Linked DNA regions of Homo sapiens: region 2 is linked to region 1. Evidence: read pairs that join two places in POLR2A ChIA-PET (ENCODE). Cell type or tissue: PC-9. All regions are shown on one strand. Each heading gives the region's core, and the rest is flanking DNA. Links, peaks and the distances in the headings are about the cores only. Region 1 overlaps MACROH2A1 (macroH2A.1 histone). Region 2 has its middle 4.6 kb from the start of MACROH2A1.

What was found. ChIA-PET counts read pairs that join two places held together with the same protein. Peaks named below come from ENCODE experiments on the same cell type or tissue, not always from the same donor. Only the 100,000 strongest peaks of a DNase experiment are listed, where the experiment ranks them.
Region 2: POLR2A ChIA-PET joins it to region 1 with 5 read pairs; 2 of 35 experiments call an interaction of 5 or more read pairs at or near these places.

The regions. Positions count from the first base shown.
Region 1 is chr5:135,351,147-135,355,541 of GRCh38, forward strand. It overlaps MACROH2A1 (macroH2A.1 histone), which reads right to left. Exons shown (of 9, transcript NM_138610.3): 6 at 1,800-1,899. Among named protein-coding and RNA genes, the nearest start is that of MACROH2A1, 46 kb to the right of the region's middle. In PC-9, for the core only: no CTCF peak of the experiment used is centred there; no DNase peak of the experiment used is centred there.
Region 2 is chr5:135,401,621-135,406,015 of GRCh38, forward strand. No RefSeq gene overlaps it. Among named protein-coding and RNA genes, the nearest start is that of MACROH2A1, 4.6 kb to the left of the region's middle. RefSeq lists an enhancer at 1,785-2,351. In PC-9, for the core only: no CTCF peak of the experiment used is centred there; a DNase peak (open chromatin) is centred at 2,401.

The DNA of each region.
Region 1 (4,395 bases), core at 210-4,209:
AAGAGAAACACACACATGAGATCATTTCCAAAGGTTAAAAGAAATAAAATGAATGCCCCGTTTCACTTCGCAAAAGCCTATAAAGCTGGCATCCCACTGAGAAGGCTACTAAAACATGGCATCTGTTTAAAAAAAAAAAAAGTGGACCATCAGGCCAACCAAAACAACAAGTTTCTCCATTCTGTCTGCAGCAGTCAACTTGCAGGCTTTGATTTTTATTCTTGTGACATTTACCATTTTGTCTACCTTCAAGGGATTTCTCTTGAAAACCCAGAGAACAGTATTGATATATGTAGAGGACTGCCTTTATTTTTTCCCCTCAACATATGGGCCGATCTCTATCAATATTTTTCCAGGCCCATCTCTTACTCTAGCCTATCTTATTTTTATGGTTTAATTTTTTTTTTTTTTTTTTTTTTTTTTTTTTTTTTTTTTACAGATAGGATCTTGCTGTTGCCTAGGCTGGAGTGCAGTGGCACAATCATAGCTCACTGCAGCTTCGAACTCCTGGGCTCAAGCAATCCTCCTGCCTCAGCCTCCTGAGTAGCTGAGACTACAGGCACGTGTCACCAAGCCCAGCTAAGTTTTTTATTTTTTGTAGAGATGAGGTCTCACTATCTTGCCCAGGTTGGTCTCCAACTCCTGGCCTCACTCAATCCTCCTGCCTCAGCCTCCCAAAACGCTGGAGTTACAGGTGTGAGCCACTGCACCTGGCCTTTGTATTTTAGTATAAAATGTGCTTTGGATAGAATCCTTGCTTTTTCTAGCTTGTGGCCTTTTTTTTTTTAAGTATCTGTATAAGGCAGTTGGAAAACAAGTTCAAGCTGGACACTCTTGAGTCCAGTCCTCATGTTTTCAGCCCACTGTTGCACCCAGTTCGTGTGGGTCAGGCCTGGGCCCATGGAATGAGTGTATCTCCCAGTAAGGAAGTCTGCTATCTGACAAAAACAGCAGAAGCTGAGAGCTCAAGGGATACAAAATAGATTGCAGTTGAGGGTTAGGAAGGAGGCTGCATCTGTGTGCCTATTTCCCCTGGCAAGCCTCTACATCGAAGAGCAGCAGAGCAGCCCTGTCGTGCCATTGAGCTGACAGTGCCACATATGCAAAGATAAAGCCATAGAGGCAGGACACTTGAGGGGCACCTCTCAGTCTGCCCTGAACCATCTGCCATCTTGAACAGGGAGACACCATGGCTCTGGGGCAGTTTTCCTCCATAAGAACTCACTTGGAGATATTGCCCTTCTGTTTAATACCATCCTCTAGCCAAATAATTCAAGAAGGTGGCATTCAGTCATATACTGTTTTCAGTTCTAAAGAAAAGTTGAAGTGATGGTAGTAAATTGTGGACTAAAGACAGCTTAATAGCATACTGATGTGGCCTGTCTTCTCTTTCAAGCTTTGTCATTTCTAATTAAGGTTTAAATGGAGAAACTATCATTTTGTAGTTACCTGAGATTTTTCAGTTCTAAAGTAAAAACAAAAAAACAAACAAAAACCAACACGTTTAAAAATCCCTCCCCAAGTAACCAGCAGTCAGTTTGATCATTATGGAAGAGAATTCAGATGGCAATGTATTTGCAATTGAGGAGAGAGTAGCCAATCACACTTAATGAAACAGACCGTTTACACTTGGAATGGCCTGGAGTAAGTTGATATTCAGCGTCTACACTCAAATATCAATCTTGGATTTGGAAATTTGGCTTGACCACTGTAAAGTCTGGGAAGATGAAATGCCTAAATTCTGGGTTCCATAACTTTTCATCTGACAGCTGGTGGTGCCGAACCCCGTCCCCAATTACCTAGGTCATCTTTAAGGTCAATGTCAGCATTGGTAGGATTGATTATGGCCTCCACCTCAAAGCCGGCTAAATTACTGATTTCACTGTGAATAAGGTTCAGCTGCAAAGAAAAGCATGAGGTGGGAAATAACAGGAGAGCTGGGAAGTCTCAGAGAAGGAGCCTTGGGATACAGGTAAAGGACAGTGGACACTCCAAGTGCACGAGGCACAAAAGGGAAGCAGGGAGTTGCTGGCTCAAATGAACCCATTTCAAACATAAGACTCAAATGCTGCTCGGGATGCGGGAGCAAGCAAACTAGGATGAATGTTCAGAGCCCGTGGGTGGCACCTGGGACAAAAGGAAGCACAAGCCACAGTGGACGAGGAGATCAGCTTTCCTTTAAAGGGACTTGTGATCTGGGGGCCAAAGTAAGGCAGCTATCAGGACCTAGAATGAGTACTCATTGCTGAGGGTTGGGGGCTGGTGGATGTGACTGTCCTCATCCTTGAGCACTAGGCTGGTGCTAACATCCTACCTGGCTTGGGCAAACCCCTAAGGGCTCTGCCATTGTCTTCCAAGTGACTATGGGCCTTTAAGGCTGTCCCCATCACTGTGACTGCTGGCTGGCTTCCCTGCCCTGCTCAGGGTGGCAAGAAGTGAGAATAGTCTCTTGCTTAGTAACATTTAATTTACGTGCCCATTAGTCATGTAATGCTGAAGTTCCATGGTGAAACCCAGGGGAGGAAGGTTCTCCAGCAAGACAATGTGTCTTTTAAATGGTTTTCACCTTGTTGGTCAGGTTGCTCTGAGACTCAATGGGTGGCTTATTGAGCATTTTCCTTAAGTGTTATATCCACCCAGTGAATTTGTTCTTTCTGAAGAGCCACTGAATGGGTGTCCCCCAGCCACTGTTATTCTGTTACAATGGCAACCCTGGCATCTGAGTATTCGAAGAATACTGAGTTCGAAATTCTGTCAGAGGGGCAAGGGGAATTAATGGGCCTAGGACTGCTGTCCCAGGTCCTACTATTCCCCTTGCTTTTCTTTAGGTATTGCAGGAAAGCTTGCTCTTGCACATGCTCTCACAATGACATTGCTCACTCTTCAGTAACATAAATTCCTAACACCTGCAGACAAGTGCAATGCCTGAGTAGCCCTAGCAGAGCTGGTGCTCAAGACTATGACCTAGGCCAGAATAGTGGCTGCAGTCTGCAGGGTTTACCAGGGCATGAGGCTTTGTCCAGGAGCTCACCCAGGAGAGGGCTGTGCACAAGACACTTGGCAGGGAAGCTCCTGGCAACAGAGCAAGTTGCTGCATTTCTAGGGCCAAACATTTTGTTGAAAACAAAACCAAACAACCTGGCACTCCAGAAGTATCGGAAATATAAACCCACATTTTTGATTCCCAGAAACAGTCAGATTCTCAAAGAGGGATGTGCTTACACTAAGAGTCATCCTCTGGGAGGAAACAGTTGTGGAATTAAGTTTTGTCAAACAGCCAAGGAAGAATTCTGGCCAGGGCAGTGGACTTCATTTTTGGTTAAAGACTCAGAGAAGAGGACCAAGTATTATTCATATGGACTTTCTGGGTTATTGCTCCTCGCACTATAGAGTGATTTAGAGGCCACCCACACCCTTGAAGCTGAAGGAAGCCATGGGGGTGATCTCACAAAGCGAAGCTCTCAGCAGCTCAGAGCCCTGGCACCAGGACAGAGGCACAGAAAAGAGACAGCATGGGGGCTGGGGCCTGACTGCTGCCACTGGGGAGTAGGGGTGTGGGTGGGCACAGAGTCGGGGGCCTTAGGGTAAGGCAAGTGAACTCTCAGGATTTAGAACAAGGCAAAGGATTTTACTCTATTATTTAGTTCTGCATTTGGCTCCAAGCAAATGCTATTTACAAAAACTCAAATTAAGCCAATACTCCCCACCACACACCACCAAAACACACCCCACACAGTGTGAAGAGGCAGGAGGTTGGTGAGGAAGGCAGGCAAAGGAGAAAAAGACTCGATCTACTCAGTGTAATGTGGATGTGTATGCTTTTAAGGCACCTATAAATTCCTATGTTTAAAACAATACATGTTCAATCCTTAAAATTCACGCAATTTTTTCCAATTGTATAGATGCTTCTGGTGTTATATTCAGAAATGTTTCATTGGAAAAGAAGCTATTTTGGCGGGCTCTGCTTCAGCTAGCCAGGAAGACCCCCTCAGTGGCCTGTATCTGACTCTCTTCGCGGGAGAACCACCTGCTCTGTCTAGGGGAATGGGATTCTCTGGGGGAAACTTGGATTTGCTGAAGGAAGGGAGCAGTTGCGAACAGAACTCAAGCTCATGGAGAATTCTCAGCTTCCTTTGGACTCACTACCTTCCCTTCTGACCAGAGGCATCCCCACTCTTGGAAGTGCAGACTACAGTACCTCAGGGAGCCACTACTACTCAGCATTGAGGATTTCCTGCCAACCAAGTGCTGTTTCACTCTTCACATCTGTGGATGAGGCTAGAGCTGTGATTTTCCAACTATGCTCTGCTATGCACTGGGGCTCAGCAGAAGTCCTCAGGGTATGCAGCTGAGCCACAAAAGTTTTTTTGCTGTAAAATGTGTACAAATATGTAT
Region 2 (4,395 bases), core at 119-4,118, 50 kb after region 1:
ATGTTAACATGGAAAGAAATTATATTACATAAATAATGTATTTTAGAAAAATAATTATACTTTCCAAACAAAAATAATTAGTGGGAAGAGTGGCATTGTTTTACAGTTTTGCACGGCTCTTGAATGTCTGGTGTAATAGAAGATAGCTGGTTTCATGCCTCCTCCTGCATTCAGTCGGTCACTATATGTTGTTTTGTTTGAAGTATGTGAAGAAAATTCAGCCTTATGTAGATATGTATATGGGAAAGAATAGAGGATTTTAATCGCCTTTTCAGATAATTACAGATGTTCTTTTTTCATACCACACCAAAATGCAAGGAGTCGTTTCTTAAAGGTTAAGTGCAATGTAGAACCTGAAAAAAAAAATCAATAAACTTTTGAACTCAGTTAATACATTAAAATCCATTGGCCTATTTTATATCTTGACTGGGTCCTTTAGCTATGCATAATTTGGTAAAATCATACATTGATCATTTGGGAAATATCAGTTCACTGATTTATACGGATCTTACAAATGTAAACACATTTCATTGTACAATATTAGAAAATCACATCTATTAATAGCACCACTGATCTCATCTGAAGGTTTTTGAGTATTGGGAAGTTGTCAAGCTCTTGGTGGCAGATACGAGTTTCCCAAAATTGTAATTTCTGCTTGAAAGCTCAAGTTTATCACTGACAACATAATGTCACAGTGATTTTCCTAGAAATGACAGGTTCATTTCATTCATTTTCAAGAAAATGTCTACCACAAACAAAGGACCACATTATGACTTTCATGGGCCATAGGCATTTTTGCCTGCATGGGCCCTTTCCTCCACTAAAAAGACAACTGCACTGGTATAAAGACAAATAAATTAATATTGTATATTAAAACTGTGCCTCGTGGAGTATTCAGCCCTACGTACACCCAATTCTGAATACCCATAGTTTGTCTGTCAGGTGTAGCTTCTCCATTAGAAACAGTACTCAGGCCCCCAGGACTTTATGGGCCCACGAAAATGTCTTAATTTCTTTTAAAATCAGAAGAAAATGAAAGTTAGTTCTTTTATATTGAAGAAAATATTTTAATATATAATGTTAATATATTTGTCTTTCTACGAACACGGTTGTAAAATTTTTTTTCTATTGTTTTATAGAAGAAGGGACTCATGAAGGTAAAAGTGCCTAGGGCCATGAAAGTGTAATGCAGCCTTGCTGTCAGCCCTTGTTTCAAGAAAAGCTAGTGTTCCATGAGAAAAGCAGCTAGTTTAACTCACAGCTCAATTGCACACGTGCTTCTCCTCAAGATGACCATCCTAGTAGAAATGCTGTATGCGTACTTCCCATTTGGTCACGTGGAATATTTTAAAATGTGTTCCAAAGGGTCAGATTTAATAAAATTAATGCTTTTTACTGTTTCATCAGGACATTCTTAAGTTAAACTGGCTCTCTTTTTTTTTTTTTTTTTTTTTTTTTGGCTGTGAGTGCTTCATAATAAATAATAAAATGATGATGAGTATGGGATGATGCCATTGCTGATTTGTGGTAAGTCGCCAGCAGTTTTATCCACTACTGTTCTTGCACCATTTGTGCAAAGATCAACACAGGGAAAAGTCAAATAATGTCTTAATGTTAACATGAAAATAGTTGTGACTTTTTGTACCTCCAGGAAGGGTCTCAGTGACCTTCGGGGGACTGCAGACTACATTTTGAGAACTACTGCTTCACAATATCCACAAGCTTGGCCATCGTTAATTTAACCAACTCCTTATTTTTTCTTCTTTCAGGCTGTTTCCAACTCTATTATAAAGATGTTATGAATATTTTTAAAGATTGGCCAGGCGCAGTGGCCCACGCCTATTACCCCAGCACTCTGTCAGGCCAAGGTGGGCAAATCCCTTGAGGTCAGGAGTTTGAGACCAGCCTGGCTAACATGGTGAAACCCCATCTCTACTAAAAATACAAAAATTAGCTGGGCGTGGTATGCGGGCCTGTAACTGCATCTAGTCAGGAAGCTGAGGCAGTTAATGCCCTTGTTTAAGATAAGTACAGGTGAGTAGTTACCCTTAATGAGGAATAACAAAGGGGCCATGGGAAACCATCCTAGAGAGTTTGTAGGAAGGAAGAGGACTGTATTACCTCTTTTCATGCCTAGAGGCATCTCTGAATTTAAATATTTTTTCCCCTGAGGTTAGAACTGGATTGAAAATACAGGTTGAAGGATTTAGGATACCTGTAGAGCAGTGAAAATGTGCTCTGCAGACCACAATGGGGTCCCTGAGACCCTTTCAAGTGATCTGTGACCAAAACTATTTTCATAATAATATGAAAGCCTCATTTGCCTTTTTCACTGTGTTGACATCTGCACTGATGACACAAAAGCATTGTTGGGTAAATAGCTGGAGGCTTAGCATGAGTCAAGGCAGTGGCCCCAAACTGTACTAGCAGCCATAGAATTCTTCACCTCATCTCACACACACACACACACACACACACACACACACACACACACACACCACAGAAAGAGAGTGTTAGTTTCACTTAAGAACTGAGAATGTCCTTAATGAAACAAATTTTTTAAAATTTAAAAGCTTGTATCTGCTACCATGAACTTGACAGCTTCCCAATACTTTTCTGATGAGATTGGTGATAGTGTTAACTAATATGACTTTTTGATGTTGTATTTTAAAATCAGTCAACATTTGGAAAATCTGCATAAGTTAGCTAGCCAATATTTTTCAAATGACCCATGTAAGATGTCACAAAATTATGCATAGGTAAAAAGATCCATTCAAAGTGCAAGATAAACCGATGGATTTAATGTCACAGAGTATGAAAAGTTAGTGATGTTTTCAGATTCTACATAACTACTAACCTTTAAGAGCTGACCACTTGTTGAGTTTTAGTATAGAATCAGAGAACAATATCCACAATTATCTGAAAAGAGTACTGTAATATTCCTTCCTTAAAAAAAAAAGCAAAACGGCCAGGTGCGGTGGCTCACGCCTGTAATCCCAGCACTTTGGGAGGCCGAGGCGGGCGGATCACAAGGTCAGGAGATTGAGACCACCCTGGCTAACACGGTGAAACCCCGTCTGTACTAAAAAATACAAAAAATTAGCCGGGCGTGGTGGCGGGCGCTTGTAGTCCCAGCTACTAGGGAGGCTGAGGCGGGAGAATGGCGTGAACCCGGGAGGTGGAGCTTGCAGTGAGCCGAGATCGCGCCACTGCTCTCCAGCCTGGGCGACAGAGTGAGACTCTGTCCCAAAAAAAAAAAAAAAGCAAAACTTTTGCATGGAAAGAAAAACACCATTAAAAAGTCAAATGACAAAATGGAAGAAAACATTGGCAAAATATAGCACAGATAAAAACTATTGTCCTTGCCTTAGTCTTCTTGGGCTGCCATAACAAAATACCATAGATTGAGTGGCTTAAACAATAGGAACTAATTTTCTCACAGTTATGGAGGCTTGAAAGTCCAAGCTCAATGTTCCACCAGTGTTTGGTTTCTGGAAAGGGCTTTCTTCCTTTCTTCCTGGCTTGTGGACAACTGCTTCGTCCTCACATAGCATTTTTTGCATGGGTGTGTGGGGGTTTATTGGGGGGCTAGAAAGAGCATTCTTTGATGTCACTTCTTATAAAGACACTAATTGTATTGGATTAGGGCCCCATCCTTATGATCTCATTTAAACTTCGTTACCTCCTAAAGGCTCCATCTCCAATTACCATCACATTGGAGGTTAGAGCTTCAACATATGAATCTGGGGGAGACAGAATTTAGTTCATAGCACTCCCTAATATCTTCTGGCCAGGCAGAGTGGCTTATGCCTGTAATCTCAGCACTTTGGGAGGGCAGATAGCATGGACAGATAGCTTGAGCCCAGGATTTCAAGATCAGCCTGGGCAGCATGGTGAAACCCCATCTCTACAAAAAATACAAAAATTAACTGGGTGTGGTGGCATGTGCCTGTAGTCCCAGCTACTTGGAAGGCTGGGATGGGAGGATGCTTGAGCCAGGGAGCCTGAGGCTGCAGTGAGCTGAGATCATGCCACTGCACTCCAGCTTGGGCAACAGAGCCAGGCCCTGTCTCAAAAAACAAAAACAAAAACAAAAAAAACTTCTGAAAATTAATTAATATCTTATTGAAAGATATCCAGAAGATATGAACAACTAATACAAAGAGATATAAAAATGGTACTTAAAGTATGGAAAGATATTCAACTTCATACATAAAAGGAGTGCAAACAAAACCACACATAGAAACCATTTCTTACTTACCAGACTGGCAAAAGTTCAAAAGCTTGAACCTATACTGGCAAAGCTGTAGGAAACAGGCTGTCTCTCTAATACATGACTGGTAGAAATACAAACTGCTTCAAATCTATGGAGGGAAATTTGACAATATTTAATAA